Linked DNA regions of Homo sapiens: all the other regions are linked to region 1. A link is a loop called in an ENCODE intact Hi-C map of the cell type or tissue named here. Cell type or tissue: heart right ventricle. All regions are shown on one strand.

Region 1 (4,000 bases):
AAGTTTCTCATAAAACCTGTTTTGGTCCTCAGCTTGGTGGTTCATAAATAATGCACTTCTTTGAAGCACTCGCATTTGAGCTTTACTAGAACTAGGGATTCAAAAATAACCCAATGGCTGAATAGAAAAGCAGAGAGGATTCATGTATAAGACAAAGGATTGAGTCACATTTAAACTCTTAAAAAATCTTTCCAGGTTCTGAGTCTAGAAGAAAAACACTGCTACTTCCCACATGTCTTTCAGCAGTTCTGATCCTTATCTCATCACCTCTTTCTTTTGAAAGCACCCATTAAAAAGATTATCAGCTCTATTGTAAGAACCCCAAAAAAGCACTAAAAGGGAAACAAATGTGTATTACAATGAAACAAATTACATTAAGTAAAAAAATATAGATCATAGAAAAACTCCTAAATTGAGGATCTGTTCCCAACCCAAACGTGCCACATCTAATTGCCATTGTTGGAATTATGACCACAAGGGAATGGGATTAATTAGGATTTACGTATGCAAATGGGTATTTATCTCTTAAAATTGTTACCCTGGAAAATAATAACTATTATTTCATTGCTGCTACTATCTTCTCAAAAAAAAAAAAAAGAACATTTTCAAAGCTTGTGGTACATAATAGGATATGAGACTTTAGTAGAATTCAAGCCTACCTAATTCTTTTATTTTAAAATATAATTGAGGCTGGATACAGTGGCTCACGCCTATAATCCCAGCACTTTGGGAGGCTGAGGTGGGCGGATCACTTGAGGTCAGGAGTTTTAGACCATCCTGGCCAACATAGTAAAACCCTGTCTCTACTAAAAATACTTAAAATTAGCTGGGTGTGGCGGCACACACCTGTAATCCCAGCTACTTGTGTGGCTGTGGCAGGAAAATTGCTTGAACCCAGGAGGTGGAGGCTGAAGTAGGCCAAGATCACGCCACTGCACTTCAGCCTGGGCAACATAGTGAGACTCCATCTCAAAACAAAAAACAAACAAACAAAAAATATATATATACACACACACACACATTTGAGACCAAAAAAAGAAAAGAGAATTGATTAATGTAACCCAACTAATTAATGTCAATGTTGGAACCAGATTCAGTTTTCTTGATGGAAAAGTCAAACTGGTTTATATTAAACCCTTATGTTAAGATAGATTTGAAAGCAAGGTTTTACTAGAAGTAGAACTGATAATATAATTGATTACATAAAATCAATTATATTTGGGATAATATCTAACTCGACGTAAGCAGAAGAGACATTCATTATAGTGAACTTGTGAAATTATTACTGCTTCTCTCTTTCATTTTACTTTCATGAAAAAATAAATAGAACCTACCCAAAAATATGAATGGACCAACAAGCAATTCACAGGGCCAGCTTTAGCCAATCTGTAGCTGGACAAATTCATCCAGTCTGAAACACGGCGCTAAAATAAAGAATGATATGGGATATGCTATCAAACTGCTCCATCTTGCCTAAGAAGGGCAGTCACCAACTGCTCCTGGTATTAAGATTTCTGGCTCATCCTACCAGCTACAATAGTGCCATAAGTTTTCCTATGCTGCCACCTACTGGATATAGTGCACATAGCCTTGAATACATCATCTGCCTTCCCGTATTAGTCGGTGTGCTTGGGTGTGAAATGGGTTAATTCAAGATATTAGCCGCTCAGTTTGGATTTAAACATCCAAATGCTGGACATTTAAAGGTTGTTTATTTTGATGACTAGAGATACCTTATGTCAACCAAAGCAAAAACCTATTGATCTGTTTTTAAAATACTTCTTGTCCTTAGAAAATTAGCTTTTAAATTTTAAATTATATCATTCCCTTTTAAAAATTGGTAACCTCAAGAGGGTAAATACACTTATATTCTTCATGCTTTAATGTAAGGCAAAATGCATTCGTCTCACTGCAATGAACAAGGCATTGATGGTTTGGGCACTATGGTTTAAGATAACTTTTAGGAAAACTTCTTTTAGAAATAGGGCATTACCGCGGGGCGCGGTGGCTCACACCTGTAATCCCAGCACTTTGGGATGACGAGACGGGCGGATCACGAGGTCAGGAGATCGAGACCATCCTGGCTTACACGGTGAAAAAATACAAAAAATTAGCCGGGTTTGGTGGCAGGCGCCTATAGTCCCAGCTACTCGGGAGGCCGAGACGGGAGAATGGCGTGAACCCAGGAGGCGGAGCTTGCAGTGAGCCGAGATGTGCCACTGCACTCCAGCCTGGGCGACAGAGCGAGACTCCGTCTCAAAAAAAAAAAAAGAAAGAAAAAGAAAAAGAAAAGAAAGAAAGAAATAGGGCATTACCCTCAGGGAATGAGGTCTAGTATGGCATTGAGCAGAAAAGGGCACTTTGTACCTTGGGATTAAGACTGGAGAAAAAGGAGTTTTAATGTATCCCCGCCGAACTCCCCTCTATTAGCATAGATAAAGAAAGGAGCTAAGTGGTGATAAAAAGTAAAAACAATAACACTTGATACATTCCAGGCACATCCCCAAGAACTTCACAATGTTCTCATGTGCTGCTCACAACAATCCTATGAGGCGGATACTGACCTCACTCTACAGATGAGGACATCGAGGCTTAGGGAGTTCATCGGCCAAGGCACCCAGCTGGTAAGGGGTGGAGCTGGTTGTATAGCCCAAGCTGTCAACCAGAGCTGTGCCGCCTGGAAGGCGGAAGGTGGAAGGATTGTTGAGCCCAGGAATTTGAGGTTACAGTAAACTGTGACCGTGCCACTGCACTCCAGTGTGGGTGACAGTGAGAACCTGTCTCTGAAAATTAAAAAATTTTTAAAAACAAATAAAGTAGCCCTATAATGGAGCCTGATAAGTGTTGGCTGTGTCCCCACCCAAATCTCATCTTGAATTGTAGCTCCCGTAATTCTCACATGTCATGGGAGGGACCCAGTGGGAGGTAATTGAATCATGGGGGTGGATCTTTCCTGTGCTGTTCTTGTGACAGTGAATAAGTCTCACGAGATCTGATGGTTTTGTAAAGGGGAGTTCCGCTGCACATGTCCTCTTGCCTGCTGCCATCCACGTAAGATGTGACTTGGCTTCTCCTTTGCCTTCTGCCATGATTGTGAGGCCTCCACAGCCATGTGGAACTGTGATTCAATTAAACCTCTTTCCTTTATTAATTACCCAGTCTCAGGTATATCTTTATTAGCAGGATGAGAACGGACTAATACAGAGCCTGTTGAAAAACGTCTTAGAAGACAGGCAACTAAATCTGTAAGTTGCACTGACTTCAGTTATAAATTAAAGAAACATGGAAGTAAGCTAGAATTAACCAGCAGGAGTTTATGGCAGAATTCTGTCTTAGGGGAAAAACTTAAGCTTTTTTATTATAAAAAATAATGTAATTTTAGAAAGCTTATAAAATTAGAATATAAAGTTAAATCACCCATAATCTTAACACCCAGACACAGGTGTAGAACCATGTTTTTGAGAATAAAAATACAATAATATCCTATTGTTGCAAATTTTACAAGGACACACAAGCCAGACTATTAGAAGGGGCCATTAAAGTGTGGAGCTATAAAGGTTAAACTTCATTCCTTTTAAGTTAGGTCTGTCCCTGCCCCCGGAAGAATTATTAAATACTATGGACTCTTAGAGCCAATTGGCTTGGGTTAGAATCTCAGGAACATCAGTTATTAACCTAACGACCTTAGGCAAGTTGCTTAAGCTTCGCCATGCCTTAGTTTTCTATCTGCAAAATGGGAATAATACCAACATCATGTGATGACTAAGTAGAACATGTAAGGCAGTTAAGATATAGTAAGCACTTATCTGTTATAGTCCTGTCTCTTCTAAACACATACGTATACACATTTTACAGATCTCACTAGTTTCATATATGAACATTTTTCCATGTTCATGGGTGTTTAAGTCAGTCCAAGTATTGTACTGTATAGATGTATAACTTAGACTAAGACATTTGAGGTGTCAGTTTAAAAAGGGAGATACGGTCGGGCACAGTGGCT
Region 2 (4,000 bases), 600 kb before region 1:
GGATATGTCCATTCAGGGAGCATCACTTTGCTCCACTGGTTTCACCAGCAGGGGCTGCTTGTGTGTGCAAGGAGGGGCCTGAGATATATGGCTGTGCAGATCACATCATTTGTAGTGATTTATTGGTTAAGAAATAAAGCATGATGGGTGGGTGTGGCTACCATAGGGTAATCACACCCCCAGGGTGAGACTATACTACACACTACCAAATTCCCCCCAGGGGTGTGATTAGCTCATAAAACCCTGCCTCCCAGAACTGCCAGACTCTTTAATGTCATTTATTTATTAAAAAAGAGTGGGCCAGTTGAATCTGTTCCATACAGTGTGACTGTCACTGAGGCTGGTCTTTCTGTAAAACAAGAGAAACAAATAAATCCGAAGCCCAAGGATCTGCTATCTGCTAGTGCTTCCTGTTGAATTTTGAAATTCAGCCCGTGGAGACCAAAATAGCACAAAATCGACCTTACCAGTCCTTGTGGACTTTTGTGCTCAAGGCCAATAGCCATTCGGACTGGCCAGCAGAAAACTAGGAGATTTTATTGATTTCATGGTCTTTCACTTGCATAACATTATGTAGCCTTGGGGAGACGCAAACTAATAAAACATTTCAGGGCTGGTAATTTTTCATTTTTTGTGCTTATTTGTAAGACTGGCTTGAAGGATTTAAAGAATGATGAACTACAATAATGAAACTGGGTAAACTGAATAAAAGGCCCTTGGTCTGAACTCGTCATTCATTCAAAAGAGATTGCTATGGTTTATAACTGTAGCAGTGTTATATACAAGTATGGGACAGGGACTTAAGCTCTTCTAAAATAATTTTTATTATAGGCAGTTCTGTAGCCTCTATTTATTTGATTTTTTTTTTTTACCTTTAACACCTCAAATAATCTCTTTTGGGTCTCTTATTCTATTTTGCCCCTTTAAGGGATTATAAATATCCTTCTCCCTAATTGCTCTTTCTCCACCGTCCCACAGCTGTTTGCTTCATGTGAATAGGAGCAAAGCCCAAGGAGAGGACACCTTCACCCTCCAACCCTTCTGAGTAAAACGGAGATCCTATCCCTAAAGCAAGGCTCCAAGTCAATGGGCCTGTGCACAATAGAAGAACATCTGGCCTCGGGGACACGTTTACCTCTAGGCAAAGAGCAGGAGCGCAGTATTGAGTATTGTTGTAAACAATACCATTTGGAAACCTGGTTCCGCTCCTGTGAGTCCAGCAAACGCCTCAAAGACGCCCTTTTAGGATTTCTTTAAATTAATCTGAGACAACGTGGGAATACTCTCTATATAGTATCTAGCCTACTGGATATGTGGTTTTTGTTGTTGTTGTTGTTTGTTTTATTTTTATTTTTGGCACGGCACTGAAGTCTGTGTAAATAAAAGGCCCAGATAAACTCGGCGATGGGCCTTTCTGTCAAAACCAGGCTGGCTTTACATGGCAAAACCAGGGCCTTACGTGTTTGGACACCTGACTTTCCATGTCGCCCGTAAAATCGCTGGTAGGGAAACATTTTAATTTAGTAGGCACCTTATTTTTACCGAGATGCTTAAGGCTGTCACGAGCTACTACTCTTGATGGTAGTAGGAAATAAACACGAGCGATGAAAACAGCCAAAGGATGTCTAGAGGAAGCAGAGAGGCGGACGAGCCATGCGTGTTACCATTCATTTAACCACACCGGGAGGGCCCGGCCTGCTCCCCGCGCGCTCCAGCAGAGGGCGCGCGCCGCCCCGCGCTCCCTCCCTCCCCGGTAATTGATGGAGGCTGCCGAAAAAAGATAATTAGTTTTATGTATATAATATTTGATCATGAAAATATTCTTTGCCTTATTTTGGTATAGGAGATCTGTAATATATGTTAAAATAGTTAATTTTTTATTATCTCTTTGTTTGGCGGCAGCCCGGCCTATCCGAAATTACCGGAGCATCAACTGAAAATGTAGGCAATGTAAGCAATGTTAAATCTAATTTTTCTGTCCAAAACCTAATTAGCCATTTTAAAAAAGGTTAACGCCAGCGCCTGAGACGGTTTTTGTTTAATAATCCTATTACTGACGGCTCATCATGTATAAAATGGTGCAGTAGGATGCAAAATTTCCACTTGTTTATAAGTGTATCGCCGAGAAATGTATAAAATAATCGAGACCGGCGGAGGCAGGTCAGAGCCGTCTGGAATGCGCGCACCTTCAACGTAAGTAGCCGGCGCGGCCGCTCAGGGTTCGAGCCCCCACCTTGGCCGGGCAGGGGACACCTTGGCCGGGCACCTCCCGGGCTTCCGACAAAAAGGCCTCGGACTTTATTTGGGCCCGCGTTGGATTTCTGGCGGAATCGCCCTCGGGGTCGTTTGGGTTTGGAGGCTTCCGCCTTGCAGGGGGTTTCACAGGGTTGCAGCCTCGCTCGGGCCCAGGCCAGTGCGGATACTCGGGCCAGGGCAGCTTCGGGTTCAAGGAGGGTCGGCTTCTGAGCCGCTGCGACCGCCGCCCCCGCCCTGCACTGCACCCGCCTCCGGGGGTGGGGGAGGGGTACTTGCCGCGGAACGGGGTCTCCGAGGACCCTGGCCCGGAGAACGGAGGGAGAAGAAGGGACAGCAGTGAGGGCCGTGCAGGGCCACCCCTAAATGCCCCTCGACCGGCTCGCGTCCTGCCAAGGGCAATGTGCAGAAGCCCTGGGCGCGGGTGGAGTGGGACAGTTCTGGAAAATTCTGGCCCTTCTGGGGGTCTGGGATAGTTGGGAAAGGGAGAAAATGGGGCAGGGCGCCCAGGGGGCGGGGGCGGGCGCTGGGCTCGGTGGGGTCTCCGGGGAGCAGCCGTTACTCCTGGCGCCCCCCGTCCGCCTTTAGCGATGGTTTGGGAACCCGGGCGCTGGAAAGGCGCGGGTGCGGAGGGCGGCTGAGCCGCGCGGCTGCGGCACCGTGGGCGCGAGACCCCTGCGGAGAGGAGCGCGCGGACGCCGGGGGAAGCGCCTCGGGGCGGCTGGAGGCGCAGCACCCTGGGGGAGCCGGGGCGCGGGAGAGACAAAACTGTTCGAACCTTCTCTCCCTTCCCCACCCCCAGCGCCCAAACCCGGGGCGGGTGAGCGCGACCCTTGCAGCGACCCCTTGCCGAGCCCTGCCCGCGCGATTACTAAGGAGACGCGGCCTCCGGCACTGCCGTCCCCGCGCCGTTTGAAAACGGATCCATCAGCGGGTACCGGGCGTTTAAAGGGATCTTTCTGAAGGGACTTGTGGGAAAGGACAAAAGCAGGCGGCCCCATTCAGCTGACCAGTCAAAGGCGCTAAATGGGGACATCAAAAGGCGCCCTAACTGGGAATACGGATCCAATCGCAAGAGAAAAGAACCTGGTTTCTTTTCTTGGCCTCAACAAGGCTGAAAAGCCGTAAAGCAAATAGGCAAAGAATGCGGAGAGGGGCAGAAAGGAAAAATAAAGAAACAATCTCATGAATGCATTTTTCTGAGGCTTTAAATGAGAGGAGTGACAACTTCCTAGGCGCCGTTGGGGGCCGGGGTGCGGGGTCCGCCGCTGCGCGGACCCCCTCACCGAGGGAACCTCTCCCGCTCGGGCGCCCTTGCTGTTTCCACGCGCTCCTAGGCAAGGTTCTTTTTGTGGGTGTAATCTTTGTTCTTATTTAAATGCCTAGGAAGGGAAGGGAAGGGAATGGAGGATAAGGTAGAGAAGGGAAGGAAAGGGAAGGGAGATGGGAATGGAATGGGAAAGTAGGAAAAGCGGGACGCGGCGCGAAGCCCAGGTTTCCCATCAGCTTTTCTGCGGTCAGATTACGCTCACTAACACCCGAGCTTGTTATCTGACCTGGCCATCCCCGTCACATTCTTTCTACAAGTTATCTTTTCTCCAACCAGGGTATTTGGAGATTATTCGCACTGAATTTTCTGCCCGCCAAGAACGAATAGGATTGCCAAGCCACACCACTTTTTGGAGCCCGCTTATTCGCGCCTATCCACCCTCTCCTGTGCCCCAGGTTCCCTGAGCACGGGAATCCT
Region 3 (4,000 bases), 240 kb before region 1:
TTGTTTCCTGAGAACTGCTGTGATTTCTTAGTGCATCACCAGGACATCTAACATCATTTGGACCCATTATAGATATCGGTAAGTTTGATCATGGCCAACTACTTAAAGACATAGTGTCTTGACATGAATACGAAACCACTTGCAGGCCTTTAATTTCAAACTGTTAACCATAGTTATTCAAAATCTTACTTTCCAAAATATATTTCAGAACAGAGCTACTTTTATCTCTCTCGAGTATTAACTCATTTTCTCCTATACCAGGGGATATTCTCTGTATTCTATAATAAAAGATCATAATGGACTATAAATACTAAAGGTTTCACAAAGGAGGCTGTTTTGCATTAGATCTTTAGTTTTATTTAATTTATTTTATTTTTTAACTTAAAAGATGTGTTAGTCTGTGTTAGATCTTGATGGACAAATATAATTTTGTCAAGAAGAGCAGGAGGAAAGTATTCAATGAATAACACATATCACAAGAAAAGGCACCATTCATGGGAGTGAAGAGTGTTTGCAGAACTGTGAGTCAACTATTATAGTCCAGGCAAGAGATGAGGATGGCCTGCTCTGGGGCAGTGGCCAAGGAAATGCAGACAAGTAGACAAATGGGAAAATTCTTTGATAGCTGAACTGGTGCAACTGCATGTCTATGATGCCTTCACTTACATTGGGAAATAGGTGCACAGGACTGGTGATGCAAGTCCCATTTGAATATGTTAAGTTTGAGGTGCCAGTAGGATACCGAGATGAAACTGTCCAATAGACAGAACACGAGGTCTGGAGTTCAGGAGAGAGTACTTGATGAGAAATGCTGCTTTGGGTCAATATCATGGAGAGCTGAAGTCATGGACACAGTCAAGAATATGAGCATAGAGAGGGAGGCACAGGCATGACGCGAGAACCGTGGAAGTACATGAACATAACAGGGGGTTGCGGGATGGCGATCTGTTTCCCACCAGGGCCACAAGTGCTCTGGTTTTTGTGGAAATGTTGATCTCAAGGCAACTGGAGCAAAGGAAAAGAGTTTGACCAGGTTTGTAGATTCAGGAGTCACTAGTGAATGGGTTAGTAGGTGACTTTACTTAAGAAAGTATTTTTTTGGACTAAAGATGATAAATTAGTTAAGAAAATATAAATGATACAGGGTGACGGTAAGCAGGGGAGGTGTTCATTGAAAGGGGCAAAAAAAAAAAAAAAGCGATAGCAAGGACAAAGTGAAAAGGAAATCCAAATGAAAAAAGAAAGTAGAGGAATACTAGTCAAGAACATAAATAGAAGGAAAGAAGATGAGGTCACCTTGTCTTCTTGTATCAAGTTGCCCAAATGCTCCAAGACAGAGGCAATATGTGAGAAACAACATTTGATCCATGATAGGAAATAATATAAAGACAAATGCATGTGCCCCTAACAGTTAATTTTACTAAAATTATTTATGATTTCCATTTTAAATTGAGGTTTTGAAAGCCTTTTCTCTTTAGCTACTGGACTGGGAGTGACTTGTTTCTCCTCATCTGGATTTTCCTGGGGCCTTCCTTAGTTTTATGCTGCAAATTTTGCTTCTATAACATTAAACCCCAGAGCTCCAGGGTCCAGAGTTGCCATAGGCTTAGGGACAAACAGATGTTCATCAGGATCATTAAGACCTTGGCTTTAACATTTGGAAGAGGTGAATTTACTAAATGTTTTAAAATAATTGATATATGTATACACTGATATATAATACTTATATATTATTTATTTTATAGAACTATTCAAATATATTCCTTCCAAATATATGTATCTATCTCGATATTAACTAACTTATTTGGTTACATGATTCTGAAGAACAAAATTAGAAAGATTTTTAACGACTAATCACCAGCTCACTACCAACCAATATGGGGAATAAAATGCATCCACAGAAATAGCAGTTCTTAAAGAAAACATCTATTTCATTCAACTTGCTGAAACCATGTACCTTCCCACAAGGACCCCCCACAATTCTCAAACACAATTGGTTTTTTGTCACATCTAATTTCAATTAGTCATCGTGATATGGCTAAGAAGCTTTTTAACAACAATCAGTAAGGTCTACGTAGGATCCTGCTTAAATTCTTGACATTCTTCTCATTGCTTTCTGCAAAACTACATGCGCAGAAGGCGATCACAATGGAAACAATCAGTGAGTCATTACCGAGCTACATACTTCCTCTGCTCTGTGTGTGTGTGTGCGCGCGCGTGTGCACGCACACACACATATGCCAATTCCTTCCAAAACTAAGATTTGATTGTCTTCCTCATCTTCTACTTCTTTCCTTTTTCTACACAAAGGCAACATCGATGAAGCAATTAAAAAATTAGTTGCCAAGAATTATAAGACATATCAACGCATGAAAAAAATATTCTGCTTCTAACCACATATGAACATGTAAGTTTTAGATTTTATGTGGATAGGTTCAGAAGGGCAAGGATTCTGCTTAAACAGTTCTCCAGATGACGTTAGACCACCTTAGTGCCCCAGTATGTCTTCAGGATAGTTGGCCTACAATTGTGGTATTTCAACCCAAGTAGATTATAATATTGAAAGCAGCAATTTATTATAAAACGACTGTTTTCTCTTAAAATTCTCTTTCTCTCTACCTCCCCTACCCTCCATTCTAGGGGAATGCAGTGATGAACTGAAATGAGAAAACGTAATTAAAATCACATTCCTCCCCCAAGGGTCAACCTAATTATCAGCCTCTCACACCAAAACAAATTTAGCTCTTTGAGAATGAAGGTCCTTATCACTCATGGAAAAAACACAAACAAAGATTAACATGCCATTTAGGCATGACTGCAATCTTTCATTTTAAGTGACCTCTTCGTTTAATGGATTCAATGCGTTCTCATTCAAGTGGAATATATATTGCAGGAGAGAACTGTAATAAATGGTGCTGTCATGACCCCTAGGTTAGAGCAAAGGAATATTGGAAAATAAATCTCAATTCCACGTACTCACCAGTCCTGCAATGGGGGTAGGCAATCTATTGATCTTTTTAACAAGTCCTGGCTTTATAGCATTCAGCAACCTGTCATGAAAAAGGCAGAATGTCAAGTGAGACATAAAGCAAGATGGATCACACAAATCACCTTTATCCGGGGCTACAGCTAAATTGCTGGATAGGAAAAGCAGTGAATTTAAAGCATATAGTAAATCTCAATAATCTATCAGCCTTCATGCATATAAGTGAAGAGCTTTGCCAACATCAAGTTGGTCCACGGCAGGTGAAGTTTTAGAATTTAGAAATGTTGAGAGATGAGAAAAGGTAGAGACTGAGGAGGGCTTCAAGGAAAAGGACAAGGGGGAGAGCTGGATTGAGGTTGTGAGGGAATTATCTGGAACTGGAACCAGGTATTACAACTCAGGTAAGGCTTGTTGCCAATTTTCCTGGCTAAGACATGGATCTCTCCAGGGATGCACTAAATTCAAAGACCAGTTTCTATCTTTACAAATGATTCGCCAAGACACATTCTAAGTCAGACCCTACTTGCTCTTTGAGAAGAGTGGCTTTTTCAATGTGGTTGAGTTTCACTTTAAAAAGGGAAGAATGTGTTTAATAAGAGGTTAGCCAATCATATTCTGAAGATTTTAAACAAGGCTAACCAAGAGTCCCTAGGTACAAAAGATATTTGAGCAAAAGATTTTCAGCTAAAGATTGAAATTATATAACAATGGTTACACAAGCAAGGGAATGCAAGAGAAACAACTATCATTGCCTGTTTTCAGGACATAAAAACCCAGAGTGAAGAGAAACAAGGAAAGCAACTTATAAAATTAAAATATGGTTAGCATCGGGGTAATTGGGTAAAGTGTAGTATTTGCAAAGTAGGTTATTCATAAATAAGTGATTGAAGGTAAGGGGCTGTAGAATGTAGAATGTTATTTCCACGTTCGGGAATCAGGCAATTAGGTAACTTAGAATACTGTGCAAAGAGAAACTTAGGGTAGGAGTGTATCATAATTGAGAGGTCAACAAAC
Region 4 (4,000 bases), 380 kb before region 1:
CATGGCTAACAAATAGATGATTATTGGAGAGAGACTAGCCAGTAAGCTGACAGGTTAAAAAGCAAATAAGCAAACACACACAGCAAACTAAAACCTAACTGCAAGGCTTTAGAACTTATATTACACTTTTCCACAAAGAATAGCCTGGCCAACATGGTGAAACCCCGTCTCTACTAAAAATATAAAAATTAGCTGGGCGTGGTGGCAGACGCCTATAATCCCAGCTACTCGGGAGCCTAAGGCAGGAGAATCACTTGAACCCAGGAGGTAGAAGTTGTGGTGAGCAGAGATCACACCGCTGCACTCCAGCCTGGGCAACAAGAGCAAAACTCCATCACACACACACACACACACACACACACACACACACACACGAAAAAGAAAAACTACAGATTAAAGATAGGAAAAAAGATGAGGAGAGAAATAAATCTTCATTATTCACAACTGCCACAGCAGCAGCTAGCTGTAATATGGGGCCATGTTAACTTGTGGGTTTAACCGCTTTCCTCCACTCTGCACTTCACCTTTTGTGACAGCACCAACTCCACCTTTCCACTCATTTCATTTTCTGGTTTCTTCTGGTCTTTTTCTTCCGACACATCATTCTTCAGCTGGGGGCTGGAGGGAAATTCCACAAAGGCCACGGTCGGGCTGCATCGAGTCACAGTTGTTGTAAAATGCTGTGGTTCTGCAATGGAGTTACATCCAGAAACGTACAGAAGGAAAAGAAAATCAAATATCTATAGGACCATTTATTCTGCAATGCCATGAAGTACATTCAGTCCATATCCCGTCCTGGCAATATAAGCTGAATGACAGTGTGCTCAGAGATATAAAAGAGCCTAAGATGCTGGAATTCCCAAAGCTCTTTCATGGTATTGAACAACAAGCAACACAAATCACGTCCTATAACCACACTATGAAGAACTTAAGTTTTTAGTAAGGGTCACGGTTTACATCTGAATAACACCACATGGAACAGAATGCTGACACGAAATATATAATTATGACAGCTGGGCTAGATAAGAGAACATCTACAGGTAGTTTCTATCCCAGTGAATGAGCAGCAACCTGATGCTTCCTTTTTTTGTATTTCAATGCTCCATTTTAACATCAGAATTTCTTAATTGGAATGTGTTACGGATTGTGGGGTATATGTATATAATGCAATGAAAATAAAGTGTTCTCTGATACATAAAGAAGAATTAGGTTCACTTTAGAAGGGGTGGAAAAGTCACTACCTAAGGGGGCATATCAAAATGTGAAGGCACAATCTAGTTTGAAAAAGTAAATGCTATTATTTTAAGTGATATTTAATTTATTTAAAAATGTTACCTAAAAATAATTTGGTAATTGACAAATTATGTTTCTCAAGTGGTAAACACTGGAGAAAGGCCTTATAAAAAATAATAATTTGGTATTGAAAGAGGGTGAGAGGTTTTACTGTTTATCAAAAGAAGAAAAGTGTTAAACATATTGATAAGGCTGCAAAAAAATATTGAGGAACAAGACTTTCGGGAACAGGGTCTTCTTCCTAAAACAACGAATACAGTATATTATACTCACTGTCCAGATTCATGGCACTATTTTATTCATTTTTAACTATATGTGAGCTTTACCATTTCAGCGTCTATTTTTATGTTTTTGACCTCTCGCTTATCTATTGCTGTTACTGTGTGTCAAAATCCTACCCTCAATTTTTAGCATGATTTATATGGAAGAACACAATATTCTTTATGATTATAGGGATAAATATTTTAAAAAACAAAATAAAACTGGGTAGCTTTAAGAAAGAGCATGGGCTCCTATTTTCACAGCAACATTAACCATACGGGCAGAACTTCCCCAGGAAGCCTCTAGGTGGCAGCACAACCGCACCACTCCTGGAGTCTAATTACTACTTTCCTGTGGCTCAGTAGGAAAAATTCTTGACTATTTCCATTACATCTTAAACAGTTACCATGATTTGCCTTAAAACTAGTCTCTTATGAAACAAACCTGATGAGGCAAGTTCTATATTCCCTTTTCTTGATTTTCCACCATCATTCTTGTCCTCTTGACTATTCGGTTCCGTTTTCTCAGTGGTTGCCTGAAAAAGAGATTTTTTTCCCCCTTGAATAAATGATTCCTTTAAAAGTTCTAAAAATTATTTTTTAAGCAGTAATTTTTAGGTCAACAAAGTGGTTTGGCCATATGAATTCCCTCTTCTACTTCCCAGGCAGCTTCATGGCGAGAGCCTGGATTGGTTGGAAGGAGACATTCTATGGAGAACAGGACACCCATGCGGTTCACCATCTCACCAAACCTCCTATGACTGCCTTGGACGCACATCCCACATTTTCTTTTCTTTCACCACCAAAAGCTCAAAATCATGGCTATCACCTACTTGTTCTTGAAAGCCTTTCAAGCTGGCTTAGGGTCATAACACCAGTGAAGTCTTTTTGTGGTTCTTTAAAGGTTACAATTAACTTCTCAGTGGCCTGTCTTGGCATAGTTGCCTGTGGCCCTTACCATTGTGGATTTTAGCCTGCAGTTCTCATCCTTCCTGGGCTCCCAGTGAATCTCTATTACTGGAGTTCTAATTCATTCTCTCCTTTTCCCTCTCCTCCCCACTTTCAGACTACTCTTTTCTCACTGGTTCTTACTCCTTTTCATCAAAATATGGGTCATTCTGAAAGATTTCAACTGGACCCTGTTTTCCTCCACTTGTGCTGAATTACCCTCAAATATATCAATTATTCCCATGGATTCACCATTACATTCTCCGTGTATAACTCGTATTTTCATCTCCAGCTGTGAGAGTCCATCAGAGCTTCGGTTTCACCTCTAGGGTCAATGGCCTTCTCCTCCAAATTTGACAATTTCTGTTTATGGCAGCAGTTCTTCCCATCACATAAACTTTCAAGTGATCTTTGACTCATACCTCATGAATATTCATCATTTGCCAAGTCCTTCTAAGTTTCTAACATACTAGTTTTCATATCAATCATTTCCTTTCTGTTTCTATGGCTGGGACTCCAGGTTTGCCTTTCTTCCTTGTTCTCCACTAAGAAGTCTCTGTGATTTGAACCTCACTGTCCAATCCACTTGGTACATCACTGTCATGTTCATCTCCATGGCACCTCCAGTAATTACTCTAATGCTTGTGTTCCTCTCTCTCAGTAGTACTTCAATTGTGTCAGTTTTATGCTTGATGGAATTTACAATAGTAAAAAAAATTGAAACAACTTAAATATCCAATAATTGGGGAATGATTGAATGAATTACTGCATGTCCATAAAGGCAATATAATCATGAAAAAATAAGATGTTGAATAATAGTTAATGATACGTGAAAATACTTACTAATGATAGGAAATGTAAACTGTATACATAGTTTGATGTTTACATGTATATGATTATATACATGCCTATACATAAACATATAGAAAAAAAGATAGTAAGAAAATACAAAAATGTTAATTGTGATTATTTTTAATGTGCTTAAGTTTTGGGTGACTTTTCCTTCTCTTTACATACATTTTATATATTCCAAAATGTTCTATAATGACTATGTATTACTTCTGTAATTGGAAAACAAAATCAATGTAATTTTACATTGTCTTTCACTGGGAGCCAATTGACTCTAGAATGAAGTCCAAAATTATCCTGCTATTACAATATTTACTTAGTAAAAATAAATAAAATGTTAAATTAAATACTAGCTAGATTATATTTTGATAATTAAAGAGAGCAAGTTAATGACTATTGCATTTTTTGGTAGAAGTTTCTTGTAAAAAGCTAAAGTTAAATTTTAAAGTGTGTATGAAATATTGCATAAATTTTAAAAGGTTTTAAGATAAAGGCTAAAGTTGGTTTCAGAAAAGGCATTATTAACTCATAAAATATCCCCATGGGTTCTCGAGAACTATGAATTTATTCGTCTCTCATAAGTATATATATTTTATCCATAAATCAAATTTTGCCTCTCAAAATGAAAGGTATTTAAAGTTAATGCATTG
Region 5 (4,000 bases), 150 kb before region 1:
TAAAAACACTGAATGAAAATTTAATGAAGAAAAATCAAGAAAGGCAAACTGGAAAAATATAAGTGCCATGACCACTTCTGCGGACCTCACCATCCTTTTTCCATAATTCTTTATAGGTTCAAATCTGAGAATACTGTGCTTACCACAGCCTGATACAAACGCTAATATAAACCAAGTTGAATATTTGTTTGAACAGAGCATCATGCTGCCAAATGCCATTGTTGTCGCCAGCACCTCTCAAAGATACTCAAATCTGTAGAGAACAGTCTGTTCACATAGCTTATGCCAGAATAATAAGTATGTTCCTCAGAAATGAGTACCCTTCACTCGGTGGCTATGGCTAAACGCAAGTGAATTTATATTTAAAAAAACCCATGGGTCAGAGCACTAGAAGCACAAATAAGAAAAAGAAAAAAAATGCTGCTTTGTAGAATAAGACTACTTAAAGAGCCCAAGGGAAAAAATGAGAATAAAGCAAACCAAAAAACAAAAACATACGCATTAAAAAATGGTGCACAGATGGACTGTAATATCAAAAATCTGCTATCAAGTTGGGAGGAGGAATTCAGCACAGCCACTCAAGCACCACTCTCCCTCGGCTGGAACTCATCTGGAGGATTTGCACCTGCTATTTACGTTGCTGCATGCCACTTTCTTCCTTCCCAAGAAGAGATTTCAAACAAGGAGGCCCTTTCACAGGCAACTTCGAAAGAGTAACAGTCAGAAAAAAAGTAAGAAGGGGAATCAAATGCTTGAGATGGGAAAGGAAGAAATCACAGAAGAAACCATGGAAGACTTCAGGCAGCAGTGAGCGACTGTCTTCACACAGCAACTCAACCCCATGCCTCTCAGCCCTGGCTTTGCCATTAGCGATGCTCTCTCTTCTCACTCACTGCCAGGAAATGACTTAGATACCAAGTGTCAGCTCTTTCATCTTTCCTCAATCCAACCTGAAATCTCAGTCTGGCTTCTGCTCACAGCACTCCACTAAAAATGGAAACCAGTCTGTGCATTTCTGGGGCTGGGACACATAACAGAATATCGAGCCAGCCAAGTGTCACCTTTTACCGATAGGGAGATAAATTGGCTTGCTTAAAGCCACATTCTGAATAGTTAGAAGTTACTTAAGAACTCCAAATGGCCAAATGCATAGTCTATCATTTAATCCCCAATTTACTTGCTTTCTCTGCCACTCCCTATCAGCTCTTCTCATTTGAAATTGCCCCCTCCCTTCAAGGGCTTAACACTAATCTCTTCTGACATTATCTCATCTCTATTTCCTTTTCATGTGTTTTAAAAACACTTGCACAGCACTTATTATGTAGTGCTTTAGAGATATTAACTTATTTAATCATGATAGCACGGAGGAGGTACTACTATTATTACCATTATACAGATGAGGGACAGTGAGGTTAAGTGATATAACCAAGGTCCACAGCTAGTAAGAGGCAGATGATTTGAAACCAAACCAACTGGCCTCAGAGTTCATGTTCTTTACCACGACCTCATACTGTCTCTAGCTAATGCTGCATCCCTCTCTCTCTCCAAAAGATGAGAAAGTCGACACCCCTCCTTTGAACAGATCATCTTTGAGGATTTCAATTTCAGAGCAATCTGTTAAGCTGTTAAGACCACCCAAGGAAAACTGCTTATTATTCTCCAGCACACATTTCAGAGAATTTTTTTTTTATTGCTGAATACACAGAGGTAAAAAGGAACCAGTAAATTCTTCTTCTTTTTTTTTTTTTTTCCAAATAGATGCACCATTTTGTAGGTAAACAAGGTGAGGAAATAGAACTAAGCTCTAAGGACTAGACAATGTGGTATGAGTTAAAGCAAAACTTTAGCTGAATCCGTCAGGAATGATTGATTGAATTTAACTAGGGAACTCATGTGTTTGTACAATCTAAAGAAGGAAGACGTCCTGTTTTGGTAAGATAACCTTAAGTCTGGCTTCTGTTTTATTTTTGTTATGTATTTTTGTAATTTGGGGTTTGAATAAGCAAGAGTGCAAAGGTCTCCTGGCAAAAGCTCCTTTGTTAAAATCCAGAAAAACAAACAATCAACATTGATGTTTTGGAACAGGCCACAGCTGTCCGGCTTTCAAACATGTTACCTTCCACTTCTTTAAGGAAATGAACACACAAAGGCTTTCAGAACTGTCTGGCCCAGCGGAGGTCACTGCTCGGAACCAAGTGATTTCTTGCCTAAGACAGGGAGAGGGCAGTAGGATAGGAGGGAGGAAATGGCCCCGAAGACTGTACATACAAAAGTGCCCATTCTTTTGACCCTCAGGCCGAAGGAAAACAAAAATCCATCATTTGTGAGCTTGGCAAAGGAAGCTTTACTTTGAAGATAAATTTTATGGGGTACTTAAAACACATGATATGGCCTTCCTTGGAGTCAGAAGAAGTGAGTAGTTCACTGCAGGCAGGCCCTATGCAGTTCAGAGTGGAGAGAGGGAAGGGGTGGGAAGGACAATGAAAGTAACTCAAAGAAATTAAAAGATCTCAAGCCATCAAAACATCCTCTCCAAATTTTGCAAGAAATGTTTATATGTAAAATAACTTAAGTCCTGCCACTTTCTCTGACCACCAAATAGAATCAGGAGGTGCCAATGATCAATCATTCTTTGATTGACCCAACATGAATTGTATGTCTCTTTCTGTGCCCAGGAATTGTGTGAGGCACTGGAGGTAGAGACTAATAATGCCACCTCTCCATCCATGGCCTCAAAGAGTTATGAGTTAACTGGAATTTCACTGAATACATCAAACATATATTATTTTCATATACCAAGTAGAAATGAGTATGTTTTTTACTTAGTATCTTACTTGTAATGGTTATTTTAGGTGAAAGGAAAACCCACGTCAACTGTAAACATGAGAGCCTAGATTTTTCCACTAATTTCAGCAAGGCTGAAGAAGTTTGTTTACAAAGACCTGTCAAACACACTCGGGAATGGGTGGCTCTTTTGAGCAATAATGTTTCCGTGCCAACTCTTAAGTTTAAAAGGGAGAGTCCCTGGTAGGAAATGACAATGCTGTGTGGAAACAACAGCAGTATATATTGGACTCTTTACACCCAGAGGACAATCATTTCCAAATCTATCTTCAAATATGAAAGGCAGTAATATGTAGAGAACCTTCAAAGGACTGAGTTATCTGAATTACTCTAAGCATATAATATTTCTAAAGTAAAATTGCCAGGATAAAGTCATGATTCCTAAATTTAACTAAAGTCTCCTGTGAAATGTCTATACTGTTACAAACATCTATTACTATCATAAAGAAAGATGTAGAAAAACACTTCTCATATACAGACCATGAAAAGAACTAAGAATCACCTGGAATCTTACAAGAATCTTTTCACGGGCCGGGCGCAGTGGCTCACGCCTGTAATCCCAGCACTTTGGGAGGCCGAGGCGGGCGGATCACGAGGTCAGGAGATCGAGACCATCCCGGCTAAAACGGTGAAACCCCGTCTCTACTAAAAATACAAAAAATTAGCCGGGCGTAGTGGCGGGCGCCTGTAGTCCCAGCTACTTGGGAGGCTGAGGCAGGAGAATGGCGTGAACCCGGGAGGCGGAACTTGCAGTGAGCCGAGATCCCGCCACTGCACTCCAGCCTGGGCGACAGAGCGAGACTCCGTCTCAAAAAAAAAAAAAAAAAAAAAAGAATCTTTTCACTCTCTCAGATTTCATAGTTAGCATCCTTAGTTTCAAATCAAAACCACTCACATGCATATAAATGTTCCTTAAAACAGCAGCACCTCAGACATCCAACTCTCAGCTGCCCAGCAACCCAAGTCCTCTAAGACAGCCATGAAACTAGAAGTTTAAGTGTCTGCATATGTGGGCAGAATCCCAAACAGAAAAGCCTCCAACAGGAAGAGGGAAGAAATGTGTTTGTCAGGAAACTGTTTTCAGAGATTGGCAACTGATTGTAAACAACTAAAAGTGAACACAATTGATTAAAAAGAAGCAGGTAGCAGAGGCAGC
Region 6 (4,000 bases), 78 kb before region 1:
GGCAAAAGAAAGTGGGGGCGGTTGGGGGGAGGCAAGGCTGGACCTGCGGTCGGAGCGTGCGCGGGTCCGTGGCTCAGGGCGCCAGTGCAAGGCCGCCCGCCAGCCACCCGCACCTACCTCAATCCACTTCTGCGCCTCGGAGAAGGCGGGCTCGGGGGGCGGCTCGGGCTGCAGGGGCTGAAGAGCTTCCAGACCGAGAGCGGGACAAGCCATTTGCGCAGCCCCGCGTCCTCTCAAGCGCCGGGATGAGGACGGCCGCCGCCGTCGCCGCCGCAGGAGCGCGCTCCCCGCCCCTTCCCGCCCGCCGGCCTCCCCTCCCCGCCTCTCCCCGCCCCCGGCCGGCGCAGGTCCCGGGAGAGCCGCGCGCTGCTAGAGGACGCCGCGGCAGCTGTTCCCGGCGCCGCCCGGGCTCCAACGCGCCGTGAGTGACCCGCGGGAGCGAGCGCGGAGGCGCCGGGAGCTTCTTCTCCTCCCCACCTTCGAGGGCCGCTCCGCCCCCGGGGAGGGGGAGCACAGCTACGGACTAAAAATAACCCGGAGCGAGCGCTGCGTGTCTCCCTCCCGTTCACACCCGGCCCGATAGAGGGAATCCGCTGGCCGCCCCGCACGTCCCTGCGCCCCGCCGGCTGCTGAGGGGCGGGCGGATGGGTCTGGCATCATATGGGAGACGCGCGCCCAGTGGGGCGCACCCGGGCCCGGGGGAGCGGGCGCTGCGGCACCGGAGCAGTAGGACGCGCGGGCACTGGCCGCGCAGCACCTGCAGTCCTTCCTGGCCGCAGAGGTAGGGGCAAGGCGGGGCAGCCCCTGGCCCGGCGCCGGGAAGTACACAGCCACCTGATCTTTTTGTAAGAAGAAAAAGAAAAACGACCCTGATGAGCTTTTCTTCTCCAGGAAGGCTACCTGTGTCCTAGTCTGTCGATGCAGTCAACCAACAGTCACTGTGCACCTACTATGCGTCAGGCACTGGGCCAGGCGCTGGGGACGCAGAGATGGAAACACACACACACACACACACACACACACACACCCTACACACCCTACCCACACACACCCTACCTGGAAGTCCTTGCCCTCGAGGTATCTACATTGTAGAGGGAATTGGGGGCCGGGACAGACAATAAACATGTAAATCAAAAGAAGATAATTGTGGCGGGTGTTGTTAAGATAAAAGAGGAGAAGATAATGACATGGAAAGAAAAAGCGCGGGGTAATTTCCGATAGCCTTCCCCCCTTTTGGCTGGGAGGCTGACCTGTGAGTCGCGGTTCCATTAACGGGAGGTAGGCAGATGGTCAGTGAGCTGAAGAGAGACGTGCATTTATTTATCTCGTCCCTTCCTGCAGGTGGTTAGGGGGTTTCCAGAAGGTTCCTCATCTCCTCTTGTCCCACTCAACCTCCCAGGCCTAGGTATGGTAAAGGCTTCCCCATCCCATAATGGTCTCCCGATCCGGCTCACTTCTTTCTAACCCTTCCTTTAAACTCTCCTTGGCCACTCCCACTTGAGCATGCCTTCTGTTTTGCACTACAGCCCAAGTGACGATCAAGGAAGGTGTCTGTAAGGAAATGTCCTGAAGAGGTGACATGAGTGAGGGAGATTTAACTGTGTAACAATTTGGGGGAAGAATTCCAGATGGATGCCAAGGCCTTAAGGTAGGAATGAGCTTCCCCGTGGAGGAGCCCACAGCGGGCCAGCAAGACTGGAGCTGGTGTGGAGAGCACCAGGCGGGAATGATAGCATGGGAGAGGCAGGCCAGGTCCCGCCTGCGGGTGAGGGGGCACACACTACCTTTTAGATTGTTGCCTGGGTATACCCTGGTAGGCCACCAGGGAGCTCTGACCTACGTGAGCCCAGCGCTGGGTCCGGAGGAGCTCAGTATTCTTGGCCTAACCTCAAGCTAATGGATTCCCCTCTTCAGAATGGCTGCTAACAAGAGGTTTCTGACGGTGGCTGGAGGTCCCTGGGTGCCTCAGCCTCTAAATCTCTGTTCCCCATCCAGAATCCGAGTTTAATCTTTGTCCAATTCTGCTGCTATAATAGGGGAATGGAACAAAAAGCAGGCCTCAAATTCCACCATTACCAGCTTTGGAGTCAGACAGGCTTTAGTTTATTTGCTTTGAAAACACTTACGTGGCACTTATACTGTGCCAGGCACTGTTCTAAGTGCATTACAAATAATTGACTAACTCAGTCCTTATTCCAGCTCTGTAAGATAGGACTGTTATCATCCCTACGAGGAAACCAGGGGACAGAGCTGGTGGACAGGGAGGGTTGGATTCAAGCCCAGACAGCCTGGCGCCAGATTTGCTCCTAACTGCACACCAAGCTGTCTTACCAGTCCTGTCCAGACTCCCACTTACAGTGTGTCCCTCAGTTTCCTCACCTAAAATGAGGTGGATATAGTCATCCAGCAGAATCATTGTGAAAGGCACGAACAAGGGGACTGAATGTAAACAGACCAAAGCTGGACCTGACAAACAAGCAGTTGCTGAGTACAGACCACTGATCCTCACCTCCACCCTGCTGTCCAAAACAGAGGGAGGGAAAAGTATACAAAGAAGAGATAAAGAAGGCAAGCATGGGAAAGGGCTAAAGACGTGTGGGCAGAAGATGACCTTGTTTCCATAAAGAAACATGGCAAAGCAAACAGTCCACAAAATGACTCTGGTACACTAATACAATATATGGCTTTGGGCAGTGATATGATCTGGCTCCATGTCCCCACCCAAATCTCATCTTGAATTATAATCTGAATTGTAATCCCTACATGTTGAGGAAGGGACCTGGTGGGAGGTGATTAGATCATGGGAGCAGTTTCCACCGTGCTGTTCTCATGGTAGTGAATGAGTTCTCATAAAATCTGATGGCTTAAAAGTGTCTGGCAGTTCCCTCTTTGTTCTCTTTCTCCTGCCGCCTTGTGAAGAAGGCACTTGCTTCTCCATCTCCTTCTGCCATGATTGTAAGTTCCTGAGGCCTCCCCAGCCATGTGGAACTATGAGTCAATTAAACCTCTTTTCTTTATAAATTACCCAGTCTCAGGTATGTGTTTATAGCAGTGTGAGAATGGGCTAATATAGGCAGGTTCCACTGCATGGAGTAACTAGGAGGAAGGGAAGCGAGCTAGCCCAGATGGTATATCTAAATCCATTTGAAAATGAGTATTAAATTTTATCATATCTCTAATATATCTGGCATTGAAATTGGCATTTAAATAAAACTTTTTTCCTTCAGTGAAAATACATTTTACATCTTTTAAGGTTTATAATCATAAGGTAACATTTGCTTTTTCTGAGCTTTTACCAATCACAAATTCACGCTAGCAAAGACCCACAGACTTAGAACCATAATAGAATTCAAACCTAGTGCTGCTATCAATAATATCCATAAATAGTTGTTAAGAACCTACTATGTGGAAGATACAGAAGAATCCACAAGGGGACACAGACTATGCCCTTTAGGAGCTAATAATTTTGTGTTTTTTTTTATTTATTTAAATTTTTAATTTTTGTGGGTATATACCTGGTATATACATCTATGAAGTATATGGGATATTTTGATAAAGGCATAAAATATGTAATAATCACACCAAAGTAAATGGCATATCCATCACCTCAAGCATTTATCTTTTGTGTTACAAATAATCCAATTATACTCTTTTAGTTTTTGTTTGTTTGTTTGTTTTTGAGACAGAGTCTTGCTCTGTCACCCAGGCTGAAGTGCAGTGGCTCAATCTGGGCTTACTGCAACCTCCACCTCCTAGGTTCAAGTGATTCTCCTGCCTCAGCCTCCCAAGTAGCTGGGATTACAGGCGCCCGCCACCACGCCCGGCTATGTTTTGTATTTTTAGTAGAGACAGGGTTTCACCATTTTGGCCAGGATGGTCTTGATCTCCTGACCTCATGATCTGCCCACCTTGGCCTCCCAGAGTGCTGGGATTACAGGCATGAGCCACCATGCCCAGCCTAGTTATTTTTAAATTTACAATTAAATTATTCACTATAGTC
Region 7 (4,000 bases), 360 kb before region 1:
TCTTTAGAGAACTGACTATGGGCCCAGGCACTATAACATCGTGTGCATTCCCACACAATCCAATGTAAGTCTGGTTGGAACTGGAATGCCTCAAAGGCAGAAACATCCAGATATTATCTACAGTATCCATAGCAGGGCTGCACATTTATTTAAATATGGCAGTGTGAAATATGCAATCACATTTCATGTCAGTTGCCAAATTTCAGAGAATTGCCTCACAAGGTAACTGTAAGAAACTTCATTCCTTCCTATTTATAACCTCTGCATTGTGAACAGATTTGCTGACAATAGAATAGTAGGGATTCATTTACAGTTTCCACATGGAAGGCAGTCAAGGCAGAAAAAAAACTGTTTTGGAGTCTTTAGATCTGGTGATTCTATATGTATTAATTCATCTGATCCTTACAACAACCTCACCACAATCCTACAGGTAGTTATAGCATAATGATGAAGAGTGAGGATTCTGGAGGCAGATGGTTGGGGTTGCAGCTGTGGGAAATAATCCCAGCTCTGTCTTTTCCATGCTTTGGAATCTCAGGCATGTTTCTTAGTCTCCCTGTGCCTCCATTTCCTCCTCTCTAAAATGATGATAATAGCACCTATTCTTACAAGCTTGCAGGGTTAAATGTGAAAATAGACGTAAGGTGCCAGGCACATAGTAAGTGCTCAAGATACTTTAGACATAATTGTTACTATATTTTATGAACTTTGGAGAAGTTAACTTTTTAAACTAAAGGTGGAGTCAAGTTTGCAATAGCTACCTCCAGAGTGCTTTGTGAGAATTAAATGAAATAATCCACTCTCCCTCCTCTCTCCCCGCTTTGGCTCTCAGCACACAATCTCAAAGCCCTCATCAGCCTCTTTAGCCTTCCTTCCCTGGTTCTAATCCTGGCTCCCCCACTCGCTAGCTATGTGACGTTCAGCAAGTGACAGCTGTGCTGGGATTCGTCTGTGGAATCGAGGACAATAAGAGTTGCTAGTTCATTGAGTTACTAAGAGGATTAAATGAATGCATGCAAAGTACTTAGAACAATGCCTGGTACTGGTACACATTTGATGTTGGTCATTGTTATCGTTACTACCATCATCATCATGATCAATTTGAAATATATAACCTCAGAAGATAGTGCAGCCTCAATTCTACAACCCATCCCAGTTTCCTGCCTCCCCTCCCCTCTTTTGTGACCAAGCTTCTGGCCAGGGTGTTTGCTGATTACATGTCTGGGCCATCACTCCATACCTTCACGCTGCTACTCACCTTCCTTTGAGTCCCACATTTACCGTGTCACCTTTTGAAACCCTCTAGGGGCTCCCTTTCCCCGCATGGCTTTCAAGTCCACGTCTACCCACCCGGCTGGATTTTCTGCTGCCAGAAGCCTCCCCGCTGCCCGCGCGCCTTGGCCACAACTCACATCTTGCCATTTGTCGTCCTCTTCCCTCAGCTGGTTATTTATCAGCTGCAGCTGCTCCTGGCGGGCCCTGCTGTGCGGCTGCACCGCGGCCTCCTCCTCACACCGCATGTCAAACATGCTGGTGCTCCTGAGTGTGGAGAGAGCGAACACAAGAGGGACCGCGATCAGCGCCCGTCGCGTCTCCGCGCGCCTGGGCGTCCTGCCGCGTGGGGGCGCTACCGGGCTTGGAAAACTGCCCCCTTCCCGGGCTGCGCACAGCGCGTGACTGGCGGTGTGTTCTGGCCCTGGGCGGGCGGTGGGCGTGCTGGCACCCCACCGCCTCCTTTTGCCGCAAACGCCAAAATGTGACCGTCTTTGTCTTCAGTGATGTCACTGAATCGGGTCAATATCATTTTATATGTAGGTGCCAAAATAGGTTTAAAGAAGAGCTAGAAAAATGGTATTTGAAGCCCCAGGCTCCTCTCACTTGGAAATGCATTTAAAAAATAAAATTAAGATAATTAAAAGGTATAACCTGGGTAGAATTTGTGGGGAAAGAGGGCGGTGTTCCATGAAGTAAAACTGTATTACGTTAAATGCTTCTTTGTGTAGAAAGCTGGCTTAAAGGCTTCCTATGTGAATGGAGGCAATTTCTCCATTTCCAAAAAAATATCATTTGGCCTTAAGTTTAAGACACTCACTTTTTCTTATTTTATTTTATTGAATTTTAGATGCATCTGACAACTATGGATGGCTGATGTATATGTTCATTGTAATCATTTCTTTTTATTTCTTGTAAAACTGCTGTAATTGATAGTGCAGTTGATGGCATCTTGGAATCAAGAAAACAAGGCATTTTATAACAAGAGTAAGGAGTAAAACACATAAATTAGGTATATATTTTGTATTCTAATATGCACACAGTCATTTAATTTTTGTCAGGATAACTCTGAATATCTCTTTTAAAAGAAAAATGCAAGGGAAATCAGTCTTTAAAAAACTCTTAGACTGTGCATACATATAATTTATATGTTTTATAGGAGCTTATTAAATGTTGTGCAAGACCATAGGGCCTTTTTTGTGATGCTTACATAAACCTTTGTTACAGCAAAAGCTGAAGCAGCAAGATGAAAACAGAAATAGAAACCAAAGCAAAATCCTCCTCCTTTTATTTTTCTTTCAAAGAAATGACTCACTTTGGGACAAGTGGGCTATGGAGCCCAAAATTCAAGACATAGAGGGCTCTTAAAAGCTCACTGTTAAGTGCTAGCAACAAAATATGGTGACAGTCCATTTTTGAAACCAGCCTAACACAAAGAAAAAAAAAACTACCATGCACTTAGACACCAAAGAATTCCAGACATCATCAATGATGTCCAAAATTGTTACTCCCATGGCCAGACAATGAACAGCAGCAGCATCGCCGAATGCAAAGGGCTCCCTAGCAGGCAGCTGTCTGGAAGATGACCCCCAAAGCAATGGCTGCCCACCTTCCCTTCAATCCACTCAAAAGGAATGTGTATAAATGTGTGAGTGCCTCTCTCTGCTCTCCAGATGTTGGACAATTTAAGTCTAAGAGAACTAAACTGAAAAACTGTACTTGTAACCTGTCTTCCCCAAGAGTATTCTAATAATCTGGCTGCACAGAAGGACTCTTAGCTGAGGTTTCTATTAGCATGGATATGACAAGCCATTGCATAATGCTGCCTCCATGTATTCAGTGGAGAATGTTGATTTCAGCAGCTGTGGCTTCTAGAAAAAATAAGCTGGGCCAGGTGTGGTGGCTCACGCCTGTAATCCCAGCACTCTGGGAGGCCAAGGTGGGCAGATCACTTGAGGTCAGGAATTCAAGACCAGCCTGGCCAACATGGTGAAACCCCTTCTCTACTAAAAATACAAAAAAAAAAAAAGAAAAAAGAAAAAAAATTAGGCATGCTAGCACACGCCTATAGTCCCAGCTACTAGGGAGGTTGAGGCAGGAGGATGGCTTGAACCTGGGAGGCAGAAGTTGCAGTGAGCTGAGATTACATCACTGCACTCCAGCCTGGGTGACAGAGCGAGACTCTATCTCAAAAAAATAAAATAAAATAAAGAATGAAAGAAAAGAAAAAGAAAGAAACTGTAGTCCTCGATAGAGGAGAAGGGCTGTGATTTTTCATCTATTTTAGACTATTGATTAATGGTATCTAAGAAAGATTAAGAAATTTGCAGGATTAGGTAGAAAAGTCTAACCCATGCTTTTAAACTTCATGGATCAAAATTCACTTAAGCAGGCCTTCCAGAAAGACACAAAAATTCGTCCCATTCTTCCTCTCACAGTTTAAAAAAAAAAAATCTTACTTTTAAAATATTCAATCTAGTCAGTTCATCTTTTAAGGTGATTTATAATCTTTGCTAAGATCTTAGAAGACTTAAACCTCTCTGAGCTGGGACCCTCTTACCATCCCACTAAGTAGTTTGTAGATTATGGGAGAGAAAAGAGGTCCCTTCATTCAACTCTGCCATCTATAATATCTACAGGTCAGAATTTTGGTTTAGGCCACTATGGGTGGCCATAGATCCAGGTTTTCTTCTGGGACCCCAAGAAGAAAATGGCAGCCTTCTCCAGG

Evidence for each region. A loop is a pair of places that touch in the nucleus more often than their neighbours do. Peaks named below come from ENCODE experiments on the same cell type or tissue, not always from the same donor. Only the 100,000 strongest peaks of a DNase experiment are listed, where the experiment ranks them.
Region 2: a loop joins it to region 1, with 6 times the contacts of the local background. A loop is called at or near these places in 79 of 110 quality-filtered maps.
Region 3: it touches region 1 in a loop (2.2-fold over the local background); 10 of 110 quality-filtered maps call a loop at or near these places.
Region 4: it touches region 1 in a loop (10-fold over the local background); 97 of 110 quality-filtered maps call a loop at or near these places.
Region 5: it touches region 1 in a loop (2.2-fold over the local background); 6 of 110 quality-filtered maps call a loop at or near these places.
Region 6: it touches region 1 in a loop (3.0-fold over the local background); 18 of 110 quality-filtered maps call a loop at or near these places.
Region 7: a loop joins it to region 1, with 4 times the contacts of the local background. A loop is called at or near these places in 44 of 110 quality-filtered maps.

Annotation. Positions count from the first base shown.
Region 1 is chr4:41,278,792-41,282,791 of GRCh38, reverse strand. No RefSeq gene overlaps it. Among named protein-coding and RNA genes, the nearest start is that of UCHL1, 24 kb to the right of the region's middle. In heart right ventricle, a CTCF peak has its summit at 1,571 (motif pointing left); no DNase peak of the experiment used is centred here.
Region 2 is chr4:41,880,673-41,884,672 of GRCh38, reverse strand. LINC00682 (long intergenic non-protein coding RNA 682) reads left to right here and starts at 2,062. Exons shown (of 2, transcript NR_104143.1): 1 at 2,062-2,193; 2 at 3,860-4,000. LOC124900696 (a long non-coding RNA gene) reads left to right here. Exons shown (of 2, transcript XR_007058105.1): 2 at 979-1,613. RefSeq lists a silencer at 1,755-1,804 and an enhancer at 2,608-3,359. In heart right ventricle, a CTCF peak has its summit at 1,728 (motif pointing right); a DNase peak (open chromatin) is centred at 1,709; H3K4me3 peaks cover 2,334 bases; H3K27me3 peaks cover 3,918 bases.
Region 3 is chr4:41,523,459-41,527,458 of GRCh38, reverse strand. It overlaps a transcript of LIMCH1 not described here. Among named protein-coding and RNA genes, the nearest start is that of LIMCH1, 13 kb to the left of the region's middle. RefSeq lists an enhancer at 1,817-2,416. In heart right ventricle, no CTCF peak of the experiment used is centred here; no DNase peak of the experiment used is centred here; H3K27ac peaks cover 2,483 bases.
Region 4 is chr4:41,659,509-41,663,508 of GRCh38, reverse strand. It overlaps LIMCH1 (LIM and calponin homology domains 1), which reads right to left. Exons shown (of 32, transcript NM_001330672.2): 19 at 1,999-2,089; 20 at 525-688. Among named protein-coding and RNA genes, the nearest start is that of LIMCH1-AS1, 31 kb to the left of the region's middle. In heart right ventricle, CTCF peaks have their summits at 1,653 and 1,857 (motif pointing right); a DNase peak (open chromatin) is centred at 1,858; H3K27ac peaks cover 913 bases.
Region 5 is chr4:41,425,694-41,429,693 of GRCh38, reverse strand. It overlaps a transcript of LIMCH1 not described here. Among named protein-coding and RNA genes, the nearest start is that of LIMCH1, 110 kb to the left of the region's middle. In heart right ventricle, no CTCF peak of the experiment used is centred here; a DNase peak (open chromatin) is centred at 2,181; H3K27ac peaks cover 3,619 bases.
Region 6 is chr4:41,357,054-41,361,053 of GRCh38, reverse strand. It overlaps a transcript of LIMCH1 not described here. Among named protein-coding and RNA genes, the nearest start is that of UCHL1, 100 kb to the right of the region's middle. In heart right ventricle, a CTCF peak has its summit at 1,807 (motif pointing right); a DNase peak (open chromatin) is centred at 393; H3K4me3 peaks cover 986 bases; H3K27ac peaks cover 2,862 bases.
Region 7 is chr4:41,642,039-41,646,038 of GRCh38, reverse strand. LIMCH1 (LIM and calponin homology domains 1) reads right to left here. Exons shown (of 32, transcript NM_001330672.2): 15 at 1,413-1,539. Among named protein-coding and RNA genes, the nearest start is that of LIMCH1-AS1, 49 kb to the left of the region's middle. In heart right ventricle, CTCF peaks have their summits at 1,402 and 1,610 (motif pointing right); a DNase peak (open chromatin) is centred at 1,618; H3K4me3 peaks cover 498 bases; H3K27ac peaks cover 1,757 bases.